2 separate regions of the Homo sapiens genome follow, and region 2 is linked to region 1. Evidence: read pairs that join two places in POLR2A ChIA-PET (ENCODE). Cell type or tissue: Panc1. All regions are shown on one strand. Links, peaks and the distances in the headings refer to the core of each region. The heading gives the core; the rest is flanking DNA.

Region 1 (16,354 bases), core at 10,275-15,274:
CAGGGAAACGCCATGTCTACTAAAAATACAGAAAAATTAGCCAGGCGTGGTGGCATGCACCTGCAGTCTCAGCTACTCGGGAGGCTGAGGTGAAAGAATTGCTTAAACCTGGGAGGCCAAGGCTTAGGTGAACTGCGATCGCTCCGCCTGGGTGACAGAGTGAAACCCTGTCTAAAAAAAAAAGAAAAAAAAGGCTTTTTGAATGCGGGGATGGTGGCCTAAAGACAGACTTGGGTGGAAGGTGTGTGGTTCTACATTTCCACCAGGAAATTCCAAATATGATCATTTAACATGACCAGAAAAGTTCTTGCTCACATTACTCTGGTTAAAACTTTTTGGGGCCAGGCGCGGTGGCTCACACCTGTAATCCCAGCACTTTGAGAGGCCGAGGCAGGTAGACCATGAGGTCAAGAGTTTGAGACCAATCTGGCCAACATGGTGAAACCCCATCTCTACTAAGAATACAAAATTAGCCGGGCGTGGTGGTGCACGCCTGTAATCCCAGCTACATGGGAGGCTGAGGCAGGAGAATCACTTGAACCTGGGAGGCAGAGGTTGCAGTGAGCCGAGATCACACCACTGCACTCCAGCCTGGTGACAGAGCGAGACTCTGTCTCAGAAAACAAACAGACAAACAAACAAACAAACAAAAACTTGCTTTTGGCTGGGTGCAGTGGCTCACGTCTGTAATCCCAGTACTTTGGGAGGCAGAGGCTGGAGGATTGCTTGAGACCAGAAGTTCGAGGCCGGCCTGGGCAACAGAACAAGACCTCACCACTGCTAAAAAATATTTGAAAAATTTTTAAAAGACACTGAGGCAGAAGAATTGTTTGAACCCGGGAGGCAGAGGTTGCAGTGAGCCAAGATCGTGCCACTGCACTCCAGTCTGGGTGACAGAGTAAAACTCCATCTCAAAAATAAATAAATAAATAAATAAATAAATAAAAGACTTGCATTTGATCCTTTTGTAGTTCGTAAACTTGATGATTGGGTTTTCATGCTCTTAAGTGAGATGCGTGAAATGGTTTGGCTGTGTCCCCACCCAAATCTCATCTTGAATTGTAGCTCCCATGATTCCCATGTGTTGTGGGAGGGACCCAGTGGGAGATGATGGAATCATCGAGGCGGTTTCTCCCATACTGTTCTCTTGGTAGTGCATAAGTTTCACGAGATCTGATGGGTTTTTTTTTTTTTTTTGAGATGGAGTCTCGCTCTTTCACCCAGGCTGGAGTGCAGTGGCGCGATCTCAGCTCACTGCAAGCTCTGCCTCCCGGGTTCACGCCATTCTCCTGCCTCAGCCTCCCTAGCAGCTGGGACTACAGGCGCCTACCACCACGCCCAGCTAATTTTTTTGTATTTTTAGTAGAGACGGGGTTTCACTGTGTTTGCCAGGATGATCTCGATCTTCTGACCTCGTGATCCGCCCGCCTCGGCCTCCCAAAGTGCTGGGATTACAGGCGTGAGCCACCGTGCCCGGCGGATCTGATGGTTTTGTAAGGGTTTCTCCCCTTTCACTTGGTTCTTATTCTCTCTCTTCTCTGCTGCCATATAAGACGTGCTCTTTGCCTTCCACCATGATTGTGAGGCCTCCCCAGACACTTGGAACTGTCAGTCCATTAAACCTCTTTTTCTTTATAAATTACCCAGTCTCAGGTGTGTCTTTATCAGCAGCGTGAAAACGGAGTAATACAATGCGCCTCCCTTTTAAGCCTTCTTATGACATCAGCACATTACTGTCTGACAAGAAGAATAAAGATTGGCATTGGCATTTGTGTTTGTCATCCACTCAGCCCAAGAAAACCTCTGACGAAGTCACCAGAAGCCGGTATTCATGGATGTCACAACAGATGAAGCAGCCTCCTGGGGCAGTGTCATGAGGAACGATGTGACCAGTGTTAAACAGATAGCCATAGAGATCAGCAGAGGTGGCCAGGCGCGGTGGCTCATACCTGTAATCCCAGCACTTTGGGAGGCTGAGGTGGACAGATCACCTGAGGTCAGGAGTTCGAGACCATCCTGGTCAACATGGTGAAACCCCGTCTCTACTAAAAATACCAAAATTAGCGGGCATGGTGGCGCATGCCTATAGTCCCAGCTACTTGGGAGGCTGAGGCAGGAGAATCACTTGAACCCAGGAGGCGGAGGTTGCAGTGAGCCAAGATCACACCACTGCACTCCAGCCGGGCGACAGAGCAAGACTCTGTCTCAAAAAAAAAAAAAGATCAGCAGAAGCAAGGATGTTGAGTGTAACAGCAATGCTGCCTCTTTTGCATGCTGAGGGATATTAAATTAGCCCAAAATGACACAGGATGACAAAAAAGGGACATGAGGAGATGGTACCTGGACGCTTTGGTGGATTTCACGGTGGTGGGTTCAACAAAAAGCAAATACCTAAGTACCTCTTCTCTGTGCATTATTCTCTATCACTGATAAATCACTATACCTCACTTAGGTCCATGAATTTTGTAACAAATTTTTCTTTTTTTAAAATTTTCCTTTTTTTAGGGTGCTGGTAATCCCAGCACTTTGGGAAGCCAAGGTGGGCAGATCCCTGGAGCCCAGAAGTTCCAGACTAGCCTGGGCAACATGGCTAAACCCTGTCTCTAGTCAAAAAAGAAAAAAGAAATTAAATTGCTTTTTCCCTTTTTTAAAAAAATAGAGATGGGCTCTCTACATGTTGCCCAGGCTGGTCTCAAGCTCCTGACCTGAAAGGATCCTCCCACCTCATCCTCCCAAAGTGCTGGGATTACAGGCGTGAGTCACCACACCTGGCCACATCTTTCAATCAAACTGTTTCTATAGACAAGGACTTCACAAAAAACATCGCCTGATATCCTGAACGTGTTCTGTGTGGCCCAGCATCCCATGCCCAATTCTTCAGCAAATCCTGTGGGCACCCTCAAATCTATCCAGAATTAGCCACTTCTCCTGGCTCCTATGCCCCGGTCCTGGGCTGGTCCACCCTCCTGTCTCACCTGTCTCTGAGCAGCATCCTTCTTTCTCTGTTCCTTACTTCCTCCTGTCCCCCCACACAAGAAAAACAAATCCAGTTTCTCCTGCTGTATTCTCACAACACAGAATACTTCAGGGACTCTGGGTGTATAGGGGGGTTTTCTGTCCCACACCAAGCAATTTGACAGCAGACACCACTTGGGTGTTTTCTCATTCAGTTCAGTTCTGACACTCACTGGGTGTGGTGGCTCATGCCTGTAATCCCAGCACTTAGGAAGGCCAAGACGGGCGGCTCACTTGAGGTCAGGAGTTTGAGACCAGCCTGGGCAACATAGCAAGATCGTGGCTCTACAAAATAATTAATTAATTAAAAAAATTTCAGGCCAGGTGCTGTGGCTCACTGCTGTAATCCTAGCACTTTGGGAGGCCAAGGCAGGAGGATCGGCTGAGCTCAGGAGTTCAAGACCAGCCTCGGCAAAATAGTGAGAACCCGTCTTTGTTAGGTTTTGAAGCGATGGTGAGGGTTAAAGAAAGATACACAGAAAGAAGGGGGGGCTGGACATCAAATACAGGCTTTATGTCCAGCATAAAACTTACAGAAGTGGGGGACCAGCCTAATGCCAGAGCCCATCACTGCTTACAGGCTGGGGCAATTTATAGGTATGGGTGGGAGGGGTCTGGGCAGTATGGCTTGCTGCCCAGCAGGATATTGATAAGACGCTCCCATGATAAGGCAGTTCTGGCCCTTGTTCCAGTAGGATATCATCATGGTGTTCCTTGGACTTTTGTCCAGCAAGATATGATAAGGATGTTTCTTTTTTTTTTTTTTTTTCTTGAGATGGAGTCTAGCTCTGTCACCCAGGCTGGAGTGCAGAGGCATGATCTCAGCTCACTGAAACCTCCACCTCCCAGGTTCAAGCAATTCGCCTGCCTCAGCCTCTCGAGTAGCTGGGACTACAGGTGCACACCACCATGTCCAGCTAATTTTTGTATTTTTAGTAGAGACGGAGTTTTACGATGTTGGCCAGGCTGGTCTTGAACTCCTGACCTCAAGCGATCCTTCTGCCTCGGCCTCCCACCGAGCCACCACGCCCAGCCAATTGTACATATATCTTATTGTAAATCACAATATCACAATGCCTGAATCAGATAACATCCCTACTTCAAACCCTCCCATGGCTGCATCTCACTCAGAGGAAAAGTAAGTTCCTACCACAGACCACAAAGCCCCCACAGTCTGCCCCCATCACCTCTCAAAGTGCATTTCCTACCAATCTCCCCTTGGCTCTAGCCCCATGGCCTTCTTGTCCCTTGCTCCTGCCTCATGGGCTTTGCACTTGCTGTTCTCTATTCTAAGAGCACTCCTTCCCCAGATAGTGATCTTGATGCTGGACAGGAAAGCATCAAAATTGGGGCTTAGCCTGGGAGGGTTCTTGTCTTCACCCAGGAAGGAATTCAAGGATGAGCCCGTGGTGTTTGACAACAATCTTTCATAGAACAGTGCTGCTCCTTGCAGAACAGAACCGGCTCATAGGCAGTGCACCCAGAGTAGACAACATATGAGCTGTTGGCAACTATTTACACTCACTTCTACCCACTTTCAGTTACATGCAAATTAGGGGGTGGGTTAATGCAAATTGAGAGGGTGGGTCATTTAGAACTGTGTGAAATGGGAGATAACTTCCTGGTAGAAAAGGGGCGGTAACTTCCAGGTCGTTGCCATGGCATTTGTAAACTGTCATGCTCTGGTGGGAGTGTCTTATGCTAATAGACAATGAGAGCAGCTAGGGATTGCTGCCTAGGGGTCGGCTGGTTCCTGCCAGTTTCTTTACTTCATCCCGTCTGGACCAGATCCTGTTTTGGTCAGCAAGATTGTGACCAGAAAACAAGTCCTGCTGGTCTCCTACCTCAGTCTGGCTTAATCCTTTATCCCCGCCAGATCTCAGCTCAAACGTCAGCTTCTCAGAGAGGCCTTCCCTGGGTGCCCTGCCTGAAACTTACAACTCCCTCCCCCTCTTCCTACCACCTCCCTGGCTTAGTTTGCTTTCTGCCTCCATAGCACTTACCACCCTTGTAGGTTCTACTTATTTACATCCTTCCTTACTGCCTGTTTTATGCTATAGAACATCAGTTCCTGGATAGCAGACATTTTACCCCTCTCTTTCACTGTTGTGTCCCCAGTGCCTAACCCAAAGCCTGGCAAAAAGCTGGTGCTCAGCAAATGCTTGTGGAATGTGAGGGAGGATGGCACTTCCTCGCAGGGCCATGGTTTCATTTTAACTAGCTTCTGTGTGGGGCTGCCACGTGAGGACAGTTACGGGCCATGTCAGGAAATCATTGCCTGGCTATGGGAATAAAGGTGACAGCCCACGTTTAATTCAGGAAGAAATTTTTTTTTTTTTTTTTGAGATGGAGTCTCGCTCTTGTCACCCGGGCTGGAGTGCAATGGCATGATCTAGGCTCACTGCAACCTCTGCCTCCTGGGTTCAAGCGATTCTCCTGCCTCAGCCTCCCAAGTAGCTGGGATTACAGGCGCCTGCCACCACACCTGGCTAAGTTTTGTATTTTAGTAGAGACGGGGTCTCACCGTGTTGGCCAGGCTGGTCTCAAACTCCTGACCTTAGGTGATCTACCCGCTTTGGCCTCCCAAAGTGCAGGGATTGCAGGAGTGAGCCACTGCACCTGACTTTCTACTTCTGATTTCTTTTTTCCTTTTTTTTTTTTTTTAATGGGGTCTTGCTATGTTACTGAGGCTGGTCTCGAACTCACAGGCTCAAGTGATCCCCTTGCCTCAGCCTCCCAAGTACCTGGAATTACAGGCACACACCACCGCATCCTGCTGCCAGCTGGAAATATTTGATGGGCAGAACTAATGACTTCAAAAGTCCTTATTTCCTTCTGCCTCATCTGTTCTTGCTTCAAAGGTCAGCTCAGCCTTGCTGGGAAGACTCTCCTCTCCCATAAATGATATACATTGGGTTATTTTCTCCTTTTTCTACATATTGTTGTTCCAAAATTATTACACTGTATAGCATTGTTTTATGTGCTTTTTGTTTTGTGTTTTGAGACAGAGTCTTGCTCTTTTGCCCAGGCAGGAGTGCAGTAGCATGATCTTGGCTCACAGCAGCCTCAACCTTCTGGGCTCAAGCAATCCTCTCGCCTCTAGCTGAGACTACAGGCACATGCCACCATGCCTGGCTGATTTTTATATTTTTTTGTAGACAGGGGGTCTTGCTATTTTGCTCAGGCTGGTCTCAAACTCCTGGCCTCAAGCAATCTTCCCTCCTCAGCCTCCCAAAGTGCTGGCATTACAGATGTGAGCCTCTGTGCCTGGCCAAGGTTGTGGTTTTTGCAGTCTTTTGTGATAGTTTTATAATCAGCCACACAAGTGTGAGAACCCTCTCTTCATGGCCTTCCCCAGCTCTGTTTTTCAGGGTTTTCTTAATATTAGTGACTCCATAGTGACTCTGACAACTTTCACCTTTCCCCTTTTTGATTAAGATCTTTCTCCAAAAGCATCACTGATTGATCATCCTGTATTTGGGTTTTGATGTATCTTGATGCTGTGATGTACCTGTCCCAATTGCTGATCTCAATGCATATTGTGGGGGAGTGACTGGTGTCTAGAAGTCAGTATCAAAACCCTATCAACCCCTCTCCTTTTTTTTTTTTTCTTTTTTTGAGACAGTCTCACTCACTCTGTCGCCCAGGCTGGAGTACAGTCGCGTAATCTTGGCTCACTGCAACCTCCATCACCCAGGTTCAAGCGATGCTCCTGCCTCAGCCTTGTGTAGCTGGGATTACAGGAGCACATCACCACACCTGGCTAATTTTTGCAATTTTAGTAGAGATGGGGTTTCACCATGTTGGCCAGGCTGGTCTCGAACTCCTGACCTCAAGCGGTCCGCCCGCTTCGGCCTCCCAAAGTGCTGGGATTACAGACATGAGCCACTGCGCCCAGCCTCAAAACCCTTTTAATCTAAAGCCTGAGAAGGAACTGAAAAAAACAACATATTTGAACAACAAGGGAAGTGTGACGGGAGTGGCTCTCAGACTAAGTTTTCATGGTGTCCGTTATTAAGTTCAGTTTTATCTGTTCTGTAGTCTTTTATTAACATCTCAAAATGTTAGGCCAACATTATTTTGTTAGGAGTTGTACTTAATGCAAAAATTTAACAACATACAAAGTTGTTTTGTTTGGTTTTGTGTTTTGTTTTTTAGACACAGGATCTTGCTTTGTTGCCCAAGCTGGAGTGCAGTGGTATGATCCTAGCTCACTGCAGCATCCAACTCCTGGGCCCAAGTGATCCTCCTGCTCACCTGCCAGGTAGCCAGGACTACAGGCCCATGCCACTATACCTAGCTAATTTTCTTTTTTCTTTCTAGCGATGGGGCCTGGCTGTGTCGCTTAAGCTGGTCTCGAACTCCTGGCCTCAGGCAATCTTCCCACCTCAGCCCCACAAAGTGCTCGAATTACACATACAGGGTTTTAAAATGGAGAAATACAAAGTAAAATTAGTAGTAATATGAAAATTCCACTCTTCATAATGCTTTCAGACAACTTCATAGGCTTACAGAATGAATTGAATGAATCAAAAGGCCTTAGGAAATTAGGTGAGACCAACTGTAACCAAGTGATCTGTTTTCTTCTTTTATGTATATGGATCTCAACTTTTCCCGGAAGAACTGGCCTGTACTACAGGTACAGCATGTAGTATTAGCAATAGCGCAGACATGTCTTAGTTAACCAATGGATACTAAAGGATTTCTTAAGTTAGGTTTTGTTAAGTTGCCAATGGAAGCTATTGGTCATGAAATTTCAACTACATCATTATCCTGCCAAATGAAAAAGATAGCATTGAGGGGGTACAAATCTTATTATGAGTTAGTCTTCTTCCAAATGTCTTGGGAAAAGCTGTCTGCAGTGTGAAAACATCAACTTCTGATTTTCACTTTGTGTGTCTTTGGTCATGATGTCAGACAGTTTGGTGAGCTTTTGTGTGGCCCATACATTGGGCACAAAGTTTGTTCCTTAAAATTGGTCTCATTTCAGCGTATAGGGCTTTGGAAACAGAGCAGCTTTTACTTTATTTATTTATTTATTTAGACAGAATTTTTTCTGTTACCCAGGCTGGAGTGCAGCAGCGCAATCTCAGCTCACTGCAACCTCCACCTTCCAGGTTCAAGCAGTTCTCGTGTCTCAGCCTCCCGAATAGCTGGGTCTACAGGTACATGCCACCAAGCCTGGGTAATTTTTGTATTTTTATTAGAGATGGGGTTTCACTGTGTTGGCCAGGCTGGTCTCGAACTCCCAATATCAAGTGATCTGCCCACCTCGGCCTCCCAAAACGCTGGGATTACAGGCGTGAGCCACCTCGCCCATCCAGCCGTTGCTTTTAGTCAGAGAGTTGTAGCAATATATTGGAGGAAGTCAGGAGAATTCAGGAACTCGTCCAGTCTATAGGTAGATAACAAGAACTTAAAAACAGTGCACAGGGCTGCAATCTATTAATAGGTATATTATAGTTTTTCTTTAGAAATGTAACTTTTTCTCTCCACATTTATCATATAGGAATCTCAGATTTAGAAACCTCTTGAGGCTCAGAAGCCAAACCAAGGCAGACTTTAGATTTTACCAACAGGTTCTTAAGGTTCTTGGGCCTGCCAGAAAGGGGCCATTTTTACTCATTCATTGTAAGACTGGGAACTCTTGAAGCCAGGCATTTATGTATATTTTAAAATATAATACTTCAGGCCAGGCATGGTGGCTCACACCTGTAACCACAGCACTCTGGGAGGCCAAGGTGAGTGGATCATCTGAGGTCAGGAGCTCGAGACCAGCCTGGCCAACATGGTGAAACCCTGTCTCTACTAAAAATACAAAAAAAAAAAAAAATTAGCTGGGCATGGTGGTGCACACCAGTGATCCCAGCACTCGGGAGGCTAAGGCAGGACAATCACTTGAACCTGGGAGGCAGAGGTTGCAGTGAGCTGAGATCGTGCCACTGCACTCCAGCCTGGGCAACAGAGTGAAACTTGGTCTCAATAAATAAATTAATTAATTAATTAATTAAAATAAAATATGACACTTCAGTCAAAGCCTTGGTGATATAGCCAGTGTTTTCTATTATATCTTGCTTATAAAGAAAGGGCAGACTTTTTCTGAACTTATGTAAATAAAAATAAGAATACTCACGAAGAGTTTCCAGATTTTGGAGGAATCAAGTGAGGAGAAAAAGCAAATGCTTTCACCTTTTGTTGTTGTTGCTGTTGTTTTTGGAGGAGTCTGGCTCTATCACCTGTTACCCAGGCTGTAGTGCAATGGCAAAGTCTTGGCTCACTGCAACCTCTGTCTCCTGGGTTCAAGCAATTCTCCTGCCTCAGCCTCCCAAGTAGCTGGGATTACAGGTGTGTCCCACCATGCCTGGCTCATTTTTGTATTTTTAATAGGGACAGGGTTTCACCATGTTGGCCAGGTTGGTCTCGAACTCCTGACCTCAAGTGATCTGCCTGCCTCGGCCTCCCAAAGTGCTGGGATTACAGCCATGAGCCACCACGCCTGGCCAAGACCTGATGGTTTTATAAGGGGCTTTTCCCCTTTTGCTCAGCACTTCTCTCTCCTGCTGCCCTGTGAAGAGGGGCATGTTGATTCCCCTTTTGCCATGATTGTAAGTTTCTTGAGGCCTGCCCAGCCATGCTGAAGAACTGTGAGTCAATTAAACCTCTTTCCTTTATAAATTATCCAGTCTTGGGTATTTATTCATAGCAACTTGAGAACGGACTAATACAGTAACCTTAAATTTTAGTGAAAACCTGGGAAGCAAGAAATATTGCATTGCCTGTCACATATGAGTATTTTATAAACGAAAATCATTTAATAACTTTACAAACATGTTTTCCCATAATTTTCGTGTATTAATAGACTCCAAAATATTTAGTTTTTATAATTATAAGAAGCCAGCTGGAGCTGGGCATGGTGGCTCATGCCTGTAATCCCAGCACTTTGGGAGGCTGAGGTGAGTGGGTCACTTGAGGTCAGGAGTTTGAGACCACTCTGGCCAACATGGTGAAACCGCATCTCTACTAAAAATACGAAAATTAGCCCAGCACGGTGGTGGGTGCCTATAATCCCAGCTACTTGGGAGGCTGAGGCAGGAAAATCTCTTGAACCCAGGAGGTAGAGGTTGTAGTGAGCTGAGATCATGCCACTGAACTCCAGCCTGGGAGACAGAGCGAGTCTCCATCACAAGAAAAAGAAGAAGAAGAGAAAAAGAAGCTAGCTGGGCACAGTGACTCATGCCTATATCCTAGCAATTTAGAAGGCCAAAGCAGACAGAACACTTGAGCCCAGGAGTTCAAGACCAGCCTGGGCAACATAGCAAAACTTTGTCTCTGCAAAAAATAAAAAACTTAGCTAGGCATGGTGGTGCACACCTATAGTTCCAGGTACTTGGGAGGCTCAGCTGGAGGATCACCTGAGCCCAGGGAGATTGAGGCTGCAGTGTGAACCTAATTAACAAACAGAGAGAGGTTCTATAAAAGAAGAGATGTTTGCACCAGGCACGTTGGCTCACACCTGTAATCCCAGCACTTTGGGAGGCTGAGGTGGGCGGATCACCTGAGGTCAGGAGTTCAAGACTAGCCTGATCAACATGGTGAAATCCCATCTCTACTAAAAATACAAAAAAAAATAGTTGGGTGTGGTGGTGGGCGCCTGTAATCCCAGCCACTCAGGAGGCCAAGGCAGGAGAATCACTTGAACTGGGGAGGCAAAGGTTGCAGTGAGCCGAGATTGCGCCACTGCACTCCAGCCTGGGCAACAGAGCCAGATTCCATCTCAAAAAAAAAGAGAGAAAAGATGTTTGTTTGGGAATACAGCACTGCAATGAGAATCTGCATGCCATAGTGAACTATGTGCAGATTCAGGAAGGTAAAGGAAGACAAAGGCTCTTACAAGAAAAAATGAGGAGTACATAATTGTTTTGAAATAATTATCCTTGACTACAAAGATCAAAATCGAGGGTGATGCCCGTTCGAGGTCAGACAGGCAGCTCTTCCACGGAGGGCTTTGTAGAACCATTTTTTGTGTAAAGTTGTAATGCCCTTTGGGCAAGTTTATGGTTTCTGTAGAGTCTTTTGTAATCATTTTTGTTATCAGGCGTATAAACATGAGAACTCTGTCTTTATGGCGTTCCCTGGCTCTATTTGTCAAGGTTTTCTTTTTCTTTTTTTTTTTTGAGATGGAGTCTTGCTCTGTCAACCAGGCTGGAGTGCAGTGTGACGCCATCTCGGCTTACTGTAACCTCCATCTCCTGGGTTCAAGCGATTCTCCTGTCTCAGCCTCCTGAGTAGCTGGGACTACAGGTGTGCACCACCATGCCTGGCTAATTTTTGTATGTTTAGTAGAGATGGGGTTTCGCCATGTTGGCCAGGCTGGTCTCAAACTCCTGACCTCAAATGATCCACCTCCCCTTCAGCCTCCCAAAGTGCTGGGAATAAGGCATGAGCCACTACGCCCGGCCTACCCAGGAAAGAATTCAAGGGCAATCCAGAGGTAGAAGAAACAGCTTTATTGAAGTGGCAGTGTCACAGCTCGGTGGTCGCTACTGCAGAGCAGGGCTATTCATAGGCAGGCAGTAGCAGCCCAGGGCAGTTCCACAGTCATATTTATACCCACTTTTAATTTTGCATGCAGATTAAGGGGCGTTTCATGCAGAAATTTCTAGGGAAGGAGGAGTAATCATTGGGTCATTGCTGTGGAAAGGGGCAGTAACTCGTGGTGTTGCCATGGCGATAGTAAATTGACATGGCACACTGGTGGGCCTGTCTCATAGAAAGCCGTTTCCGGCTGAGCGCAGTGGCTCACACCTGTAATCCCAGCACTTTGGGAGGCCCAGGTGAGTGGATCACCTGAGGTCTGGAGTTCGAGACCAGCCTGGCCAACATGGTGAAACCCCGTCTCTACTAAAAATACAAAATTAGGCAGGTGTGGTGGGGTGCGCCTGTAATCCCAGCTACTCGGGAGGCTGAGGCAGGAGAATCGCTTGCACCTGGGAGGCAGAGGTTGGAGTGAGCTGAGCTTGTACCACTGCACTCCAGCCTGGCCGACAGAGCAAGACTCTGTCTTAATAATAATAATAATAATAATAATAATAATAATAATAATAATAATAGAAAGCTGGCCGGGCGCCGTGGCTCGCGCCTGTAATCCCATAACTTTGGGAGGCTGAGGCGGGCGAATTGCGAGGTCAGGAGATGGAGACCATCCTGGCTAACACGGTGAAACCCAGTCTCTACTAAAAACACAAAAAATTAGCCGAGCGTGGTGGCACATGACTGTAGTCCCAGCTACTCGAGGGGCTGAGGTAGGAAAATCGCTTGAACCTGGGAGGCGGAGGTTGCAGTGAGCCGACCAACTCCAGCCCGGCAACAGAGCGAGACTCCATCTCAAATAAATAAATAAATACATAAATAAATAAAACTGCTTCCCACCCTCCTGCTGTCCTCCACCGCCCTGTTCTACCAAGTCCTCAGTCTGATCTGGTGTCCAAGCCACGCCTCTGGAGTCGAGTCCCGCCTCCTACCTCACTCTAATCCTGTTAACAATGGCCTCCAGGGAGAGCTGTAGTCCAGAAAGCCGCATTGGTGGAACCTCTAACACCCTTGGAATTAGTCGTGCAGCCCACTTCTCTGTTCCCGGAGGTCCATGACATTTCTACTTCTGCAAACTGGACCAGCAGGACTTTCCCCAGCTTCCCACCCACACCCCTAGCAGAGAGAGAAGACTGCAGCCCCCACTCACGTTTGCTTTGCATCAGTGTTGCTCAACCTCATCAGAGCCAGTGCTCCCGATGTATAGCAAATAATTTCTTACCTTGAAATGAAACACTTAGATAATAAAACCTAGCTCCAAAATGCCCTAACTATAAGGTAAAGGGGAAATAAAAGGAGAGAAATTTAAGTTAGCAGAGCCTGGTGGCGTGTGCCTGCAATCCCAGCTACTCGGGAGGCTGAGGAAGGAGAATCACTTGAAGCCAGGAGGCGGAGGTTGCAGTGAGCCGAGATCGTGCCACTGCACTCCAGCCTGGGCAACAGAACGAGACTCCATCTCAAAAAAAAAAAAATGTGTATCAACATGCAAGGGATGTTTGGCTTGATTCCTGTAAGATTCAGCTACTCAATGCTTCGTCCTGGGAGCATAGGCTTTGGCATCTTCTGGGAGTTTGTTACAAATGTGGGCCTGATGATTTGGAATCCCCAGGGGGTTTGGTATATCTCTAGAACATTTCCCCCTCTGTGTGGAGTCTCTGAAGCAACAGCTCCATAAAACCCACAGCTGGCCCTCCTGAATTAAGAGATTTCCTGGTTTGCTGAACTGAAGAACAACTCTGCTTTATCCATTACAAGGAAGGTAATTTTGAAAGTGCCAATCCGTTTTTTTGTTCTCTGTTTCTGCTTTCCTCAGCCCTTTTCTGGCTATAAAGTATAGGGACAAGGCCAGTGTGATGGCTCACACCTGTAATCCCAGCACTTTGGGAGACCAAGGCAGGAGGATCACTTGAGGCCAAGAGTTTGAGATGAGACTGGATGGACATTGTAGCAAGACCCCATCTCTGCAAAAAAAATTTTAAAATTACCCAGACATGGTGGGACTATAGCTGTGCCTATAATCCCATGTATTCGAGAGGCTGAGATGGGAGGATCACTTGAGGCTGGGAGGTCACAGCTGCAGTGACCTGACTCATGCCTGCAATCCCAGCACTTTGAGAGGCTGAGGTGGGAGGATGGCTTGAGCCTGGGAGGTCAAGTCTGCAGTGAGCCAGGATCACACCACTGCACTCCAAACTGGGTGACAGAGTGAGACTTCATCTCAAAAGAACTTTATAAAATTTTTAACAAGTGAAGGGACAAGTGAAACTTTCCATCCACCGTCTCTGAAGGCTTGATAATTTGAGTCTCTGAAATAAACTTGACAGTAGACAAATGAACTAGAGAAAAGGCACACAAATCCATTATGTGCACACACAGAGAAACCCCACAAAGTATGAGATTCAAAGAAGGTCCAGATGGTTGAAGCTTAAATAGCATTTTGAGATACAGAAATAGATAGGGGCTAGGAGGCTTCTGGACCATGGTGGTGACAAGCTAAGGTAGGGTGAAGGGCAGAACTGCACTAAGAACAAAGGTCATCTTATTTGCAGATAAAGTCTCTCAGGTAGCAGCCCTCAGAGAGATGGGTGAATCCTGTCTGGGTGTGGTGTCTTTGGGGTGGACACCAAGAGTCTTGCCCTTGGGAGGAGAACCAGGGACTGGAAAAGGACACTGACTTTTCAGTATCTGCCCTTTTGACCTACTTGGAATTTTTTTTTTTTTTTTTTTTTTTTTGAGATGGAGTCTTGCTCTGTCACCCAGGTTACAGTGCAGTGGCTCAATCTCAACTTACTCCAACCTCCGCTTCCCAGGTTTGAGCGATTCTCCTGCCTCAGCCTCCTGAGTAGCTGGGACTATAGGTGTGTGCCACCACACCCAGCTAATTTTTTTATTTTAAGTAGAGATGGGGTTTCACCACGTTGGCCAGGCTGGTCTCGAACTCCTGACCTCAAGTGATCTGCCTGCCTCGGCCTCCAAAAGTGCTGGGATTACAGGCATCAGCCACAGTCCCTGGCCAACCTACTCAAACTTTTTAAACCTTTTAACTGTTAAAAAAAAAATCAGGCCAGGTGCAGTGGTTCATGCCTGTAATCCCAGCACTTTGGGAGGCCAAGGCGGGAGGATCACCTGAGGTCAGGAGTTTGAGATCAAGCCATTGCATTCCAGCCTGGATGACAAAGTGAAAAAAGTTTTTAAAAAAGTCAAATACTTGAGTCATCATATCTCATTATCAACAAGATTCCCACTGCTTATATATTACATTAAAACTAATATATTAGTTTTAGTGGGCACAGTTGCTCATGCCTATAATCCCAGCACTTGGGGAGGTGGAGGCGAGAGGACCACTTGAGCTCAGGAGTTTGAGACCACCCTGGGCAACAGCAAGACCTTGTCTCTCCTTTAGTCCCAGCTACCCCAGAGGCTAAGGCAGGAGGATGGCTTGACTCCAGGAGTTTGAGGCTAAAGTGAGCTACGACAGAGTGAGACCTGGTCTCAAATATATATATATAAACAGTTTTTTTTAGACAAATTTTCACTCTTGTCGCCCAGGCTGGAGTGCAATGGTGGGATCTCAGCTCACTGCAACCTGTGCCTCCTGGGTTCAAGTGATTCTTCTGCCTTAGCCTCCTGAGTAGCTGGGACTACAAGTGCGCACCACCATGCCCACCTAATTTTTTTTTTTTTTTTTTTTGGTATTTTTAGTAGAGTTGGGGTTTCACCATATTGGCCAGGCTGGTCTCGAACTCCTGGCCTCGTGATCTGCCACCTCGGCCTCCCACAGTGCTGGGATTACAGGCATAAGCCACTGCACCTAGGTTTTTGTATTTTTAGTAGGGACGGAGTTTTACCATGTTGGTGAAGCTGGTCTCAAACACTTGACCTCAGGTGATCCACCTGCCTCGGCCTCCCAAAGTGTTGGGATACAGGTGTGAGCCACCGTGTCCAGTTGAAACAAAATTTTAAAAATGAAAATATACATATTGAGAAGAAATTAGACCAGCATAATAGTTCATCCATCTCTCCTAATTCAGGGTCTCCCTCTCCTATCCACCCAACCCAGCCTCGTTATGCCCCATTTCCCTTCTCTGCTCTAATTTTTCACAGCACTAATCACTTTTTAACACACACACACTTATTATGTTTACTGTTCATCATGACAGAAGCACATTACAGGCTAGTTTGAAGTGTATACACTAATACAACCGTTTCATTCTTTTTTTTACTTGTTTTCTTTTTCTTTTTCTTTTTTTTTTTTTTTTTTTTTTGAGACAGGGTCTCGATGTGTAGCCCAGGCTGAAGTGCAGTGGCATGATCACAGCTCACTGCAGCCTCAACCTCCCAGGCTCAAGCCATCCTCCCACCTCAGCCTCCCAAGTAGCTGAGACTACAGGTGCACACCACTATTTGCAGCTACTTTTTAAATTTTTTGTAGAGACGGGGTTTCACTGTGTTGCCAGCGCTGGTCTCAAACTCCTGGGCTCAAGAGATCCTCCTGCCTCGGCCTCCCAAAGTGCTGGGATTACAGGTGTGAGCCCCCATGCCAGGACCCATTTAATTCTTTTCTGCATTTGTGGAGAGGATTCTAAGAGGGTCAAAAGGAGGTTTTATTTATTTTATTTATTTAAGACAGCTTCTCACTCTGTCGCCTAGGCTGGAGTGCAGTGGTGAGGTCTCAGCTCACTGCAACCTCTGCCTCCCTTGTTGAAGTGATTCTCATGCCTCAGCTTCCCGAGTAGCTGGGATCACAGGC
Region 2 (16,354 bases), core at 11,355-16,354, 83 kb after region 1:
GTAACAAAGCATGTTCATCACCCCCAAAATATCCCTTGTGCCTATTTGTAGTCACTCTGTTCCCAGCCTAGCCCAAGGCAACTACTAATCTACTTTCTGATCAAAAAGATTTGTCTTTTCTGGTCATTTCATAGAAGCACATCATATAATATGTGTCCTTTTGCATCTGGCCTCTTTCATGTAGCATATTGCTTTGGAGTTTATTCATACTATAGCATGTTTATTCCTTTTTACTGCTTAAAAATATTCTATTTTGTGGACATGGCACATTTTATATATCCATTCATCAGCTAATAGACATTTGGAGTGTTTCCAAATGTATAAAGCTGCTATGAACATTAGCATATGAGAGTTTGCATGGAGGTAGAAGGTGTATTTTCATTTCTCTTGGGTAGATAATCTAGTCGTAGAATTGCTAGGTTTCATATAAGTTTATGTTTAACTTTTTTTTTAATTTTTTTTTTTTTTTAGAGACAGGCTCTTATTCTGTCTCCCAAGCTGGAGGGTGGTGGCGCATTCATAGCTCACTGCAGCCTGGAACTCCTGGACTCAGGGGATCCTCCTACCTCGGCCTCCCAAAGTGCTGACATTACAGGCATGAGCCACTGCACCCAGCCATGTTCAACTTTTTTTTTTGGAGACAGAGTCTTGCTCTGTTGCCCAGGCTAGAGTGCAGTGGTACAGTCTTGGCTCACTGCAACCTCCACCTCCCAGGTTCAAGTGATTCTCCTGCCTTAGCCTCCCGAGTATCTGGGATTACAGGCGCCTACCACCATACCCGGCTAGTTTTTGTGTTTTTAGTAGAGACAGGGTTTCACCATGTTGGCCAGGCTGGTCTCGAACTCTTGACCTCAGGACTCCCAAAGTGCTGGGATTACAGGTATGAGCCACCGAGCCTGGCCTCAACTTTTAAAGAAACTGCCTAATGGTTTTCCAGGTTAGCTGTACATCTTACATCCCCACCAGCGATGCCTGAGGGTTCCAGTTTCTTTATATCCTCGACTACACCTGTCAGTATCGTCAGTTTGAGTAATAGCCAGGGTAGTGGGTATGAAGTGGTGTCTCATTGTGAATTTAATTGGCATTTCCCAGCTGGGCATGGTGGCTCATGCCCATAATCCCAGCACTTTGAGAGGTCAAGGAAGGAGGATCCCTTGATCCCAGGAGTTCAAGACCAGCCTGGGCAATATAGGAAGACCCATCTCTATAGAAAATTCAACAATTAGCTGAATGTGGTGGTGGGTGCATCTGTAGTCCCAGCTACTTGGGAGGCTGAAATGGGAGACTCACTTGAGCCCAGGAGGTTGAGGCTGCAGTGAGCCAAGATCGTGCCACTGCACTCCAGCCTGAGCAACAGAGAAGACCATATCTCAAAAAAAAAAAAAAATTGCATTTTCCTAATGACTAATGAAGTGGAGCATCATTTCATGTGCTCATTACTCATTTGTATATGTTCTTTGGTGAAATGTCTACTCAAATCTTTTGTCTTTCTTTCTTTTTTATTTTTATTTTTTTGAGATGGAGTTTCACTCTTGTTGCCCAGGCTGGAGTGCGATGGCGTGATCTCAGCTCACTGCAACCTCTGCCTCCCAGGTTCAAGCGATTCTCCGGCCTCAGCCTCTTGTGTAGCTAGGATTACAGGCTAATTTTTTGTATTTTTAGTAGAGACAGGGTTTCACCATGTTGGCCAGGCTGGTCTTGAACTCCTGACCTCAGGTGATCCACCTGCCTCAGCCTCCCAAAGTGCTGGGATTACAGGCGTGAGCCACTGTGCCCGGCCTTTTGTCCATTTTTTAACTGGTTTATCTCATTGAGTTTTATGAGTTATTTATATATTCTATACACAAGTGCTTTATCAGATATATAATGTGCAAGTACAAAAGTTTTAACTTATGATAATGTCTAATTTATCCAGTTTTTCTTTTATGAATCATAGTTTTTGGTGTTGGATCTAAAAAATCTCTGCTTAACACAAGATCATGAGATTTTCTCCTGTTTTCTTCTCAAAGTTTTATAGTTTTAACTCTTAAATTTAGATGTATGATTAATTTCATGTTGATTCTGGTATGAGGTAATAGTCTAAATTCATCTTTTTGCATATAGATTTCCAGTTGTCCCAGCACCATTTGTTGAAAAGAGTCTTTTTCCCAAGAAAACCCGTAAGTAAAGCCAATGTAAAGAGAATGCCCCTAGCCTCCAGGTCAAAAGGATTCCTTTTTTGTGAACTTTATCAAATAGCTGTAACACAGATACAGTTTTATGTTTTTCCTAGAATTTCTCATAGCTTTAATTTTTCCATTTTGAAAGAGGCGTTTTTCTGTTAGTAACTCATCCAATCCATTTCTTTGGATTTCTTTTTCTTCTTGTAGACATTCTTCCTTTTATAGTATCCTGTTCTTACTCTGTTTAGAACATCTTTGCAAATCTAAGTGTTCCCAGGACTAGCTACATAATTTGCATGGCCCATTGCAAAATGAAAATGCAAGGTCCCTTGTTCAGAAATAATTAAGAATGTTGAGGCCAGGCTCGGTGGCTGAGGCCTGTAATCCTAGCACTTTGGGAGGCTGAGACGGGAGAATCATTTGAGGCCAGGAGTTTGAGACCAACCTGGGCAACATAGTGAGACCCCATCTCCACACACACACACACACACACACACACAAAATTTTTAATTTAAGAGAATGTTGGCCGGGCATGGTGGCTCATGCCTGTAATCCCAGCACTTTGGGAAGCCGAGGTGGGTGGATCACCTGAGGTCAGGAGTTCGAGACCAGCCTGACTAACATGGTGAAACCCTGTCTCAACTAAAAATACAAAAATTAGCCGGGCGTGGTAGTGCGCACCTGTAGTCCCAGCTACTCGGAAGGCTGAGACAGGAGAATCGCTTGAACCCAGAAGTGGAGGTTGCAGTGAGCCAAGATCACGCCACTGCACTCCTGCCTGGGTGACAGAGTAAGACTCCATCTCAAAAAATAAATAAATAAATAAAAATAAATAAATAAAAAGAATGTTGAGGCTGGGAGCAACGGCTCATGCCTGTAATTCCAGCATTTTGAGAGGCTGAGGTGGGCAGATTGCCTGGGGTCAGGAGTTCAAGACCAGCCTGCCCAACATGGTGAAACCCCGTCTCTACTAAAAATATAAAAATTAGCTGGGAATGGTGGCTCATGCCTGTAATCCCAGCACTTTGGGAGGCTGAGGTGGGTGGATCACCTGAGGTCAGGAGTTCAAGACCAGCCTGGCCAACATGGCGAAACCTCGTCTCTACTAAAAATACAAAAATTAGCCTGGCTTGGTGGTTCGTGCCTGTAATCCCAGCTACTCAGGAGGCTGAGGCTGGAGAACCGCTTGAACCCAGGAGGTGGAGATTGCAGTGAGCTGAGATCATTCTGTTGCACTCCAGCCTGGGCAACAAGAGCAAAACTCCATCTCAAAAATAAATAAAAATAAAAATACTAAAATTAGCCAGATGTGGTGGTGGGCGCCTGTAGTCCCAGTTACTCAGGAGGCTGAGGCACGAGAATCACTTGAACCCAGGAGGCGGAGGTTGCAGTGAGCTGAGATTGTGTCATGCACTCCAGCCTGGGCGACAGAGAGAGACTCCATCTCAAAAAAAAAAAAGAAAAGAAAAAGAATGTTGAGATGGCCACAGTGGAGCATTGAAAAGAGGGTGGGCCACATGTGAACGCACAGGTTGCATGCCCATGAAGCCAGTCCTGAGTGTACCAGTTAGGGTTTTTTCTTTTCCTCCATGTTCTTTTGGTCCTGTGAATTGTCTGTTTCCTCTGGGGTCAGTTCACTTTCCTTCTGCTTGTTTACTTAAATGTTTCTCTTTCAGGCTGCTAGTTTTCTTAAACATCTGATGGTCCTTGCTATCCCGCCACTTTTTCAAACAAGAGGCTGGGTGACTGTGGTTTTTTGTTTGCTTGTTTTTAAGTCACTGGTATGACATTTGGGGCTGTTATAAATACAGTCCTTTCCCACTGGCCTCTTGGTCAAGTTGGATGGATGACTGTGAACTCTGTGTTCTGTGGACAGCACTTGTTCATGTTAGCAGGGACAAAAACAGTCTTTGTGCTGGGAGCTCACTCCCGGATGCCAGATGGGGAGGGCTTTACTCAGTAACACCAGCAGCATCCACACTTCCCAGGGGCTGCATGCAATTTTTTTTTCTTTTCTTTTTTTCTTTGAAATGGGGTCTCACTCTGTCACCCAGGCTGGAGCACAGTGGTGTGATCATAGTTCACTGCAGCCTCCACCTCCTGAGCTCAAGCACTCCTCCCACCTCAGCCTCCCGAGTAGCTGGGACTACAGGCGCTTGCAACCATGTCTGGTTAATTTTATATTTTGTAGAGATGGAGGTCTTGCTATGTTGCCCAGGCTGGTCTGGAACTCCTGGCCTCAAGCAATCCCCCTGCCTCATTCTCCCAAAATGTTGGGATTACAGGCATAAGCCACCATGCCTGGCTAAAATAGTTAAAAATTAATAAGGGATGGGAGGCTGAGGCAGGAGAATCGCTTGAACCTGGGAGGCAGAGGTTGCAGTGAGCCGAGATCACGCCACTGCACTCCAGCCTGGGTGACAGGGTGAGACTCCGTCTCAAACAAACAAACAAAAATTAATAAGGGAGAATCGGGTAGAGGAAAGTATCCTGAAGGTATGAAAAGGAAACCATTCTGTGTAAACTTTTTATAAGATTGACAATACCAATACCAGGTGCTGGCAACTGCAATGCATATAGAATTTTTGGGAATGCAGATGGCACAATCATGCTGGAAAACTGCTGGGCATTTTCTTGTAACGTTAAATATACACCTGCCATGTGACTCAAAAATTCTACTCCTAAGTATCTACTCAAGAGCAATGAAAATGGCTGGACACGATGGCTCACTCTTACAATCCCAGCACTTTGGGAAGCCGAGGCAGGCAGATCACTTGAGGTCAGGTGTTTGAGACCAGCCTGGCCAACATGGTGAAACCCTGTCTCTACTAAAAATACAAAAATTAACTAGGTGTGGTGGCGCACACCTGTAATCCCAGCTACTTGGGAGGCTGAGGCAGGAGAACTGCTTGAACCCGGGAGGTGGATGTTGCAGTGAGCCGAGATTGCACCACTGCACTCCAGCCTTGGTGATAGAACAAGACTCTGTCTCCAAAAAAAAAAAGCAAAGAAAACATATGTCCACACAAACACTTGTACATGAATATTCATAGCAGCCTTATTCATAATACCCCTAAGCTGGAAACAACCCAAATGTCCATCATACTGAGTGGATAAACAGGTTGTAGATTATGTGTTCAGTGGACTATTACCCAGCAATAAAAAGGAATAGACTACTGATTGATACACAACAAGTGGATGGGCCAAGCGCGGTGGCTCATGCCTGTAATCCCAGCAATTTGGGAGGCCAAGCTGGGAAGATCGCTGAGCCCAGGAGTTCAAGGCTAGCCTGGGCAACATAGCAAGACCCTGTCTCAAAAAAAATTTAAAAATTAGCCAGGCATGGTGGGGTGCACCTGTGGTCCCAGCTACTTGGGAGGCTGAGATGGGAGGATTGCTTGAGCCTGGGAGGTCATGGCAGCAGTGAGCTATGATGGCGCCACTGCCCTCCAGCCTGGGCAACAGAGTGAGACCCTGCCTCAAAAAAAAAAAAAAAGTATGAGTGAATCACACGGACATTATGCTGAAGGAGAGGACAAATAACCCTAAGCCATGCCTACAACTCAAGGAATATTACAGGCATGAGCCACTGTGCCTGGCCCAGATGACTTCTTCACAAGGAGACACATACTGTGTGTATCAGTCAGGATCCAACCAGGAGACAAACCACACAGTAATTTAAACAGCGATTGTTTAATATACAGAATTGTTAACTATGATAGGGGATTTGAGTAAGAGGAACTGGTTACTAAGAAATAAAGAGAATGCTAACGAATGTAGAAATAGACTGGGCACAATGGCTCACACCTGTAATCCCAGCACTTTGGGAGGCAAGGCAGGTGGATCACGAGGTCAAGAGATCGAGACCATCCTGGCCAACATGGTGAAACCCCGTCCCTACTACAAAAAGTAGCTGGGCGTGGTGGCGTGTGCCTGTAGTCCCAGCTACTCAAGGAGGCTGAGGCAGGAGAATAGTTTGAACCCAGGAGGCAGAGGTTGCGGTGAGCCGAGATCTTGCCACTGCACTCCAGCCTGGGTGACAGAGAGAGACTCCATCTCAAAAAAAAAAGGAAAGAAAAAGAAAAAAGAAAGAAAGAAATAGCAGATACAAGGAGCAGCCACTCCTCCTAAGTCTAAGATAGCCCGAGAAAGATGAGAGCCCCAGGCTGAGACCCCGACCTTGCTGGAGTAGTCTTGGCCATGGCTCACCGAAGGACAAAGGCATCCCTATGGTGCGGCACCAGTAGAATGCGGCAGAAGTCCATTCAGTAAGATGGTGGGGAGAGCAGCTGACAGGGAAGTGTCTCAGCTGAGGTGGGTGCTGCTGACTGCCATATTTCAGGAGCCATGTGCCAGAGAAACTTCCTGACACTAAAGAAACCGCACGCATGTAGGAGTCAGAGGCTGGAGAAGCATGCTCGCTGCAGGAGTAGCTGCCCTGCAGGAGCCAAGTCTGGAAACTGGAAGCCAAACCCTTTCCTCCTACAACGTCTCTCCAGCGCCCTCTACTGAAAAAAACTTAGCATCATGTCAGTCAGCAAAGGAAGAAGATTTAAAGGGCCAAACTCCAATTATTATTTATTTTTTTTTATTTTTTTTTTTTGAGACGAAGTTTCGCTCTTCTTGTCCAGGCAGGAGGCAGGCGTAAGCCACCGTTCCCGGAGCTTTTTTTTTTTTTTTTTTTTTTAACAGCGTCCCTGGGTGGGCTAGAACCAAACTCCAGTTTCGCAGCTTAGAACAATGAGGTCGTAGGTTGATAGCCGACACTCTATATGATTCCATTTACGTGAAATTATAGAAAAGAAAAATTGAATTTATAGTAACAGAAAGAAGCCGGGCACGGTGGCTCACGCCTGTAATCCCAGCACTTTGGGAGGCCGACGCAGGCGGATCACTTGAGCTCAGGAGTTCAAGACCAGCCTGGCCAACATGGTGAAACCCTGTCTCTACTAAAAATACAGAAATTAGCCGGGTGTGGTGGTGCGCACCTGTAATCCCAGCTACTCCGGAGGCTGAAGTAGAAAAAATCTCTTGAACCCGGAAGGCGGAGGTTGCAGTGAGCCGAAATCGCGCCCCTGCACTCCAGCCTGGAGGACAGAGCAATACTACGTCTCAAAAACAAAACAAAACAAAACAGAATAGTAGTTGACTTTGGGTGGGAGTAGGGAGGTTGGCTGGGAAGGGATAAACCTTTTGGGGCAATAGAAATGTTCCATATCGGCTGGGAGCGGTGGCTCACACCTGTAATCGCAGCACTTTGGGAGGCCGAGTTGGGTGGATCACCTGAGGTCAGGAGTTTGAGACCAGCCTAGCTAACATGTGAAATCCCATCACTACTGAAAATATAAAAATTAGCTGGGTGTGGTGGCGCACGCTTGTAATCTCAGCTACTTGGGAAGCTGAGGCGGAAGGATTGCTTGAACTTGGGAGGAAGAGATTGCAGTGAGCTGAGATCATGCTACTGCACTCCAGCCTGGGTGACAGAGTAAGACGCCATCTCAAAAAAAAAAAGATTTAAAATCAATTGAAATAAAATTGCTACATTTTAAACAGATACAATTAATAAAACTTAACTAATAAAGTAAAAATAATACTTTATAAAATGAACACAGTTAATTGAGGCTGCTGCTGTGTTAGTAAAACCCGTTCAATACAATGAACCTTGAAGATGAAAGTATATTATCTGGGCCATGCGCAGTGGCTCACGCCTGTAATCCCAACACTTTAGGAGGCCAAGGCGGGAGGATCACTTGAGGTCAGGAGTTCGAGACCAGACTGGCCAACACAGTGAAACCCCGTCTCTACTAAAAATACAAAAAATCAGCCTGGCGTGGTGGTGCGCACCTGTGATCCCAGTTACTCAGAAGGCTGAGGCAGGAGAATTGCTTGAACTTGGGAGGCGGAGGTTGCAGTGAGCGGAGATCATGCCGTTGCACTCCAGCCTGGGCGACAGAGCAAGACTCCATATCAAAAAAAAAAAAAAAGTGGCCGGGTGCAGGGGCTCATGCCTGTAGTCCCAGCACTTTGGGAGGCCGAGGCAGGTGGTTCACCTGAGGTCAGGAGTTCAAGACCAGCCTGGCCAACATGTGAAACCCTGTCTTCACTAAAAATACAAAAATTAGCCGGTGTGGGTGGCACGCACCTGTAATCCCAGCTACTCGAGAGGCTGAGGCAGGAGAATCCCTTGAATCTGGGAGGCGGAGGTTACAGTGAGCCGAGATCGTGCCACTGCACTCTAGCCTGGGGGACAGAGCGAGACTCTGTCTCAAAAAAAAGATATTATTTGGTTTGTTTCCGAAAGTAGCTGGACAGACCAGGTGAAAATAGAGAGAAATGTCTAAGGAGCGCCAGCTGTTCGGGTCTCCTCACTTCAGCTGCTAGACTAGGATGGAAGAAGCCTCAGATGACCCAGCCCCATCCACCATCTGACGGCAAAGGCACAAGTTCCCTAAGTGAGGACCGCATAGCTGATCCCAGTCCCCAGAGCCATAAAAAAAAAAAAGGAATAATGGCTTATTATAAATATACTCTGGCAAAATTATACTCTGGACAGACCAAAAACAAACTGGTATCATGATTCACAGAGGTATTTTTTGTGCAGAATTTTCCAGTCAGTATAAAAAGGTCTCTGGCCTCAAAAAAACTATACAATTTGAGAATCTGCTGAGGAGATACTTATAAGCTAACTCTTAATCATTTTCACAGATTCTTCTATTTTAAAATAGTAACATCTTTTGTTTGATGGCTTTGAGGAAAGTTTTTGGACATCTTTTTGTTCCTTTCCATGGACTGCCATATCTGTTTTTCTTGTTTTCATCATTTTTAGCAAACGTTGAGGGTTTTGGGTATGTGTTCTGTTTTGGTAGTGGTGGTGGTGTTTTTTATTTGTTTGTTTTTGGAGACAGAGTCTCACTCTGTCACCCAGGCTGGAATGCAGTAGTGCAATCATAGCTCACTGTACCCTTGAACTCCTGGCCACAAGCAATCCTCTCACCTCAGCCTCCCGAGTATGTGGTACTACAAGTGTACACCACCAGGTCCAGCTAATTTTTTAATGTTTACTTTTTTAGAGATGGGGTTTCACTGTGTTGCCCAGGCTGGTCTCGAACCCCCGGGTTCAAGCGATCCTCCCACCTCAGCCTCCCAAAGTGCTGGGATGACATGCATAAGCCATGGTACCCAGCTCATTTTTAGCAAACCTTTTATAGAAAGTGCACAAATTGCACAGCCTAATGAATCCCAGCACTTTGGGAGGCCAAGGTGGGCTGATCACAAGGTCAAGAGTTCGAGACCAGCCTGGCCAACATGGTGAAATCCCGTCTCTACTAAAAAAAAAAAAATACAAAAATTAGCTAGGCATGGTGGCGTGTGCCTGTAATCCCAGCTACTCTGGAGGCTGAGGCAGGACAATTGCTTGAATCCAGGAGGTGGAGATTGCAGTGGGCCGAGATTGGGCCATTGCACTCCAGCCTGGGCAACAGAGGAAGACTCTGTCTCAAAAAAAAAAAAAGAAAGAAAGAAAGAAAGAAAGACAGGCAGAGGCTGCATACTCTTTTATGATCCAGCCTCAGAAATCCCTTAGCAGGCCGGGCACAGTGGCTCCTACCTATAATCCCAGCACTTTGGGAGGCCAAGGCGACAGGATCACTTGAGCCCAGGAAGAGACCAGCCTGGGCAACATAGGGAGACCCCTCACTTCTAGAAAAAAAAAATATAAAACAAACGAAGCTGGGCATGGTGGCATGTGTCTGCAGTCCCATCTACTCAGGAGGCTGAGTTGGGAGGATCGCTTGAGCCCAGGAGTTCGAGGCTTCAGTGAGCCATAATCACGCCACTACACTCCAACCAGGCGACAGAGTGAGACTTTGTCTCTTAAAAAGAGAGAGAAAGAGAGAGAGAATGAAATCCCTTAGCAATGTCCCTTCTGCAGTGCTCTGAAAGTTGAGGCAGTTGCAAAAGCCTGCACGTGCCCAGGGGAGGAATGTGGACCCCACAGCTTCACGAGCAGTGGTGAACTGAAAAAGCGTGTCAGATAGGAAATGTTCTCATAGCCACTTTTGAAAAATACAGTCTGCTGTAGTAGCATCCTGGGTCCCTTTGGGTAGCTGAGTACCAATAGCATTCCCCGGTCACTCTGACAGCCAGTAACCTTCCTCCAAACACACACTCTCCCAAAAACCCTGGAAGCAGGCAATACTAGGCCCTACTTGTCCTATTGTGACCCAGCTAGTAGTTGGCATTCAATCTTGCAGTGGGTACTTTTCAACCTTTCCCAAAATTGGCCAGAAGCCCCTCTCAGGCTTATTCTCCAAAATAAGCCTGTCTTTGACTGTTGAGCCACTTTTCGTGTTTCTTTCCTCTTTCCTTTTTTTTTTTTTTTTTTTTTTGAGACAGTTTCACTCTTGTTGCCCAGGCTAGAGTGCAGTGGCACAATCTCAGCTTACCACAATCTCCACCTCCTGGGTTCAAGGGATTCTCCCACTAGTCTCCCAAGTAGCTGGGACTACAGGAGCATGCCACCACACCTGGCTAATTTTGTATTTTTAGTAGAGACGGGTTTCACCATGTTGGCTAGGCTGCTCTCAAACCCCTAACCTCAGGTGATCCACCCACCTTGGTCTCCCAAAGTGCTGAGATTACAGGCATGAGCCACTGTGACTGGCCACAAACTTTTTTTTTTTTTTTTTTGAGGCAGGATCTCACTCTATTGCCTGGGCTGGAATACAGTGGCCCCTTCACGATTCACCACAGCCTCAACCTCCCTGGCTCAGGTGATCCTTCTCCCCTCAGCTCCCAAGTAGCTGGGACTACAGGTGCATGACACTATGCCTGACTAATTTTTTTGTATTTCTTTTGTAGAGAGAGGGTTTCGTCATGTTGCCTAGGCTGGTCTTGGACTCCTGGGCTCAAGCAATCCTCCCGCCTCCACCTCCCAAAGTGCTGGAATTACAGGCGTAAGCCACCACACTGGGGCCCCATACAAGCATTTAATATGGTTTGTGTGGATAGCTGAGGGCTCATTCAGTACATTTCTTGAACATCTCTGCTCCTTGGTGAAGTCTGGCTGCCCTTGTTGGGCGAGGGGCCTACCCCTAGCCCCAGAGATCCTCCTTTTGCCAGTGGGAACACACTCCTAAGAAGAACAGGAACTGCCGGGCGCAGTGGCTCAAGTCTGTAATCCCAGCACTTTGGGAGGCCTAGGCGGGCGGATCACAAGGTCAGGCATTCAAGACCAGCCTGGCCAACATGGTGAAACCCTGTCTCTACTAAAAATACAAAAGTTAGCCAGGCGTGGTGGCAGGTGCCTGTAATCCCAGCTACCCGGGAGGCTGAGGCAGAGAATCGCTTGAACCCGGGAGGCGGAGGTTGCAGTGAGCCGAGATCATGCAACTGCACTCCAGCCTGGGCGACAGAGTGAGACTCCGTCTCAAAAAAACAAAAAAGAAGAAGAGTGGGAACTAAGAACTCCTCCTAAGAAGAACTCCAGGAAACTAAACTCTGGTGCACATCACACCCATGCCAGGCAGACTGGTAGACTTGTTTATAAACCTAGGGAATTTATTTATTTATTTTTGAGACAGAGTCGCTCTGTCACCCAGGCTGAAGTGCAGTGAGTGATGTGATCTCTGCTCGCTGCAACCTCCACCTCGCGGGTTCAAGCGCCGGGCCTCAGTGAACTATTAATGCAACTCAGAACCACCTGGAGAAAAGCACAGCTTGGTCTTTGTAAAGTCTGTCTCCACAGCTTCATTCTTTCTGCGGTAGGAATAAAGATGATGTCAGAGGCTGGGCATGGTGGCTCACACCTGTGAAAATTAATATTAATATTTTAAAAATTAATGTGAAACACTAAATTATGTTAGTTGCCATTATTATGACACATCATTTTTAAAAAGTGACAGCAACTATTTTATTTATTTATTTATTTTGAGGCAGAGTCTCGCTGTGTGCAGTGGCATGATCTTGGCTCACTGCAACCTCCACCTCCCAGGTTCAAGCGATTCTGCTGCCTCAGCCTCCTGAGTAGCTGGGATTACAGGCTCCCACCACCATGCCTGGCTAATTTTTGTATTTTTAGTAGAGACAGGTTTCACCATGTTGGCCAGGCTGGTCTTGAACTCCTGACCTCAAGTGATCCACCCACCTCCGCCTCCCAAAATGCTGGGATTACAGGCATGAGCCACTGTGCCTGGCTGACAGCAACTATTTTAGCTGTGACATTTTCATTTAGTGGCATTTATTGGCCCTTATTAAGCCACGGTGCTGAGCATTTAAGCTGGATCAGCTCATGAATTCTATCATCTTGTTTAATGGGCAAAACTCTCCTTTGAGGATGCCCTTGGTTAAGAGGCTTTAATGATCTAATGCTTGTTATCTTCATGTGCCCAATAAGTGCTCAATTCATGTCAGCTATTGTCATTTTTAAACAAATTAAGGTTTTACTTAAAAAAAAGAAATAAGCCTGTGTCAGGCAAGTAGTCCATGAATGTAGCAAAAATTCCTGACATCATCTTTTTTTTTTTTTTTTGAGACAGAGTCTCAGTCTATCGCCCAGGCTGGAGTGCAGAGGCACGATCTCAGCTCACTGCAACCTCCACCTCCCGGGTTCAAGTGATTCTCCTGCCTCAGCCTCCTGAGTAGCTGGGATTACAGGTGCCCACCACCACGCTCCGCTACTTTTTGTATTTTTTGTAGAGATGGGGTTTCGCCATGTTGCCCAGGCTGGTCTTGAACTCCCGACCTCAGGTGATCCGCTCACCTAAGCCTCCCAAAGTGCTGGGATTACAGGTGTGAGCCACCATGCCTGGACTAATATTAAATTAATATCACTCTTATTTAGGAGCCTACAGGGGCTTTTCCTAAGTGCTTTAAAATACTCATTTCATCCTCACAACAGCCCTATGATGGAGGCACCGTTAGCAGCCCCATTTTCAGAAAGGGAAACTGAGGTATAAAGAGATTAAGTGACTTGCCATTGGTCATATAATTTATAGCAAGAAGTGGAGCTGGAGCCGAGCACAGTGGCTCACACCTATAATCCCAGCACTTTGGGAGGCCAAGGCAGCAGGATCCTTTGAGCCCAAGAGTTTAAGACCAGCCTGGGCAACATGGTGAAACCCTGTCTCTACTAACGATACAAAAATAAGCAGGGCCTGGTGGCACGCACCTGTAGTCCCAGCTAATCAGGAGGCTGAGGCACGAGAATCACTTGAACCTGGGAGCCAGAGGTTGCAGTGAGCTGAGATTGTGCCACTGCACTCCAGTCTGGGTGACAGAGGGAGACTCTGTCTCAAAAAAAAAAAAAAAAAGAAAGAAAGAAAATGTTTTAGAAAGAATGGAAGCAGAAAATACTGGGTAGACAGCTCTTTTGAGAAGTTTTACCACAAAGAGAAACAAAGACGCTGCATGCGGTGACTCATGCCTCTAATCCCAGCAGTTTGGGAGGCTGAGGTGGGAGGATCACTTGAGCCTGGGAGGTTGAGGCTGCAGTGAGCCATGATCACACCACTGCACTCCCACCCGAGTGAAGAAGCAAGACCCTGTCTCAAAAATAAAAATAAAAGGCCAGTTGCAGTGGCTCACGCCTGTGATCCCAGCACTTTGGGAGGCCAAGGCGGGCGGATCATGAGGTCAGGAGATCGAGACCATCCTGGCTAACATGGTGAAACCCCGTCTCTACTAAAAATACAAAAAAATTAGCTGGGCATGGTGGTGGGCGCCTGTAGTCTCAGTTACCCGGGAGGCTGAGGCAGGAGAATGGCGTGAACCCAGGAGGCGGAGCTTGCAGTGAGCCGACATCGCACCACTGCATTCCAGGCTGGGCAACAGAGCAAGACTCCGTCTCAAAAATAATAATAATAATAATAATAATAATAATAATAATAATAATAATAATAAAATAACACATTGTCAGGGCAGGCGCAGTGGCTCACGCCTGTTAATCCCAACACCTTGGGAGGCTGAGGTGGGCGGATCACCTGAGGTCAGGAGTTTGAGAACAGCCTGGCCAACATGGTGAAACCCTGTCTCTACTAAAAATATAAAAATTAGCCAGGTGTGGTGGCGGGCGCCTATAATCCCAGCTACTCAGGAGGCTGAGGCAGGAGAATTGCTTAAACCTGGGAGGTGAAGGCTGCAGTGAGCTGAGATCGCGCCACTGCACTCCAGCCTGGGCAACAAGAGTGAAACTCTGTCTCAAAAAAAAAAAAAAAAAACACATTCTCGGCCCGGCGCAGTGGCTCACACCTGTAATCCTAGCACTTTGGGAGGCTGAGGCAGGTGGATTACCTGAGTTCGGGAGTTCGAGACCAGCCTGGCCAACATGGTGAAACCCTGTCTCTACTAAAAATATAAAAATTAGCCAGGCGTGGTGGCAGAGGCCTGTAATCCCAGCTACTTGGGAGGCTGAGGTAGGAGAATCGCTTGAACCCAGGAGGTGGAGGTTGCAGTGAGCTGAAATCGCGCCACTGCACTCCAGCCTAGGCCACAGATCGAGACTCCATCTCAAAAAAGTAAATAAATAAAAAATAACACATTCTCTGCACACACCCTTGCCCACTTTGGCTTCCTCCTGCATGAGACCCTGGTTAAATCCAGCCTTCCTCTCTGCCGTGCCTGCACCCACACAGCTTGAGTGAGCTAAAAAACAACACAGCCCCCTGGCCAGGCTAATTTCAAGTCTGTGAACTTGACCCTCAGGCGGACCCCAATGCTGCCTGGCAGCCATATGACATTTCTCTGATCCCCTCCTTCCTCCTGTCTTCTAGACAACTAATTCACACCTTTTCCCTTCTCCTCTAATCCTTTCCAACACCTCCTCCCCCCCTTTCACTCTCCCTTGGCTTCTTATTTTGCAGAGAAAATGCAAGAGATGAGAAGTGAACTTCCACAGCCACCCCCGCCTCTACCACCTACCTGCACCCTTGCCCACACCCGTTCTCCTGCTGTGACTGTCCCATCACCTGCTCCCACCTTCCCGCCCACTTCCAGCCACCGTCCCTGGTTCTCACCTCTCTCTGCTGCTCATTCAGTTTCCCCCATGCACTGGATCTCCTGTTAGCCCACACAGCATCCTGTCTCCCATCTCAAAACAAACCCTCTCTCTTTTTTTGTTTTTGTTTTTGTTTTGTTTTGAGACAGGGTCTCACTTTGCCGCCCAGGCTGGAGTGCAGTGGTGCGATCTCAGCTCATTGCAACCTCTGCCTCCTGGGTTCAAGCAATTCTCCTGCCTTGGCCTCCCGAGTAGCTGGGATTACAGGTGCGCCACCACACCCAGCTAATTTTTGTATTTTTAGTAGAGATGGGGTTTCACTATGTTAGCCAGGCTGGTCTCAAACTACTGACCTCAAGTGATCTGCCCACCTCAGCCTCCCAAAGTGCTGGGATTACAGGTGTGAGCTACCGTGCCCAGCCCAAACCCTCTCTTGACTTCACCTCCCCTTCTAGCTACAGCCCCACTTTTTTTGCTATTCTTTTTATTTTATTTAGAGACAGGGTCTCGCTTTGTTGCCCAGGCTGGAGTACAGTGGCATAATCATAGCTCACTGCAGCCTCCAACTCCCGGGCTCCAGCGATCATCCCACCTTAACCTCTGGAGTAGGTGGGACTACAGGTGTGCACCACCACACCCGGCTAATTTTTTCATTTTATTTTTTGTACAGGTGGAGTATCGCTGTGTTGCCCAGGCTGATCTCAAACTCCTGGCCTCAAGCAGTCCTCCCACCTTGCCCTCCCAAAGTGCTGGAATTACAGGCATGAGCCAGCGTGCCAGGTCAAGAATGTTTTTAATGATTAACCATGGAATTTAAGCTGGCTAAGGAAGAAATGAGGGCATGGGAGGGTGAGGGGGAGTAAAATATGAAAGGGACAACGGATGGGAGATCACAGTGGGTTGGAAGGATCATGCGAGTGGGGCACTGGAGGGAATGAGGTGGAAAGAAAAAGTGATGGGTGGAGAGTGAGTGTGAGATTGAGGTTCTGAAGAGGCTGCTGTTATTCAAACAAGGTCTGGGTTTGACCACGAGAGGGAGATGTTGGGGAAGGAAAAAGTCACTAGAGAGAGGTCAGGGAACAGAGAGGTTGGGGCTGCGGAAGAACTATCTGGTTATAGAAATCACTGAGAATGATGCTAAGAGCAGCGGGAGCGGCCGTGAGCCCAGAGCTAAAATTAGGGAGAAGAGAGGAGTCATGAT

Evidence for each region. ChIA-PET counts read pairs that join two places held together with the same protein. Peaks named below come from ENCODE experiments on the same cell type or tissue, not always from the same donor. Only the 100,000 strongest peaks of a DNase experiment are listed, where the experiment ranks them.
Region 2: POLR2A ChIA-PET joins it to region 1 with 5 read pairs; 8 of 35 experiments call an interaction of 5 or more read pairs at or near these places.

Annotation. Positions count from the first base shown.
Region 1 is chr19:39,034,573-39,050,926 of GRCh38, reverse strand. It overlaps the pseudogene LOC124904801. Among named protein-coding and RNA genes, the nearest start is that of FBXO27, 10 kb to the right of the region's middle. In Panc1, for the core only: no CTCF peak of the experiment used is centred there; a DNase peak (open chromatin) is centred at 12,527; H3K4me3 peaks cover 476 bases; H3K27ac peaks cover 1,757 bases.
Region 2 is chr19:38,952,602-38,968,955 of GRCh38, reverse strand. The region is part of intron 1 of FBXO17 (F-box protein 17); the gene reads left to right. Among named protein-coding and RNA genes, the nearest start is that of FBXO17, 15 kb to the left of the region's middle. RefSeq lists a silencer at 15,853-16,147. In Panc1, for the core only: no CTCF peak of the experiment used is centred there; no DNase peak of the experiment used is centred there.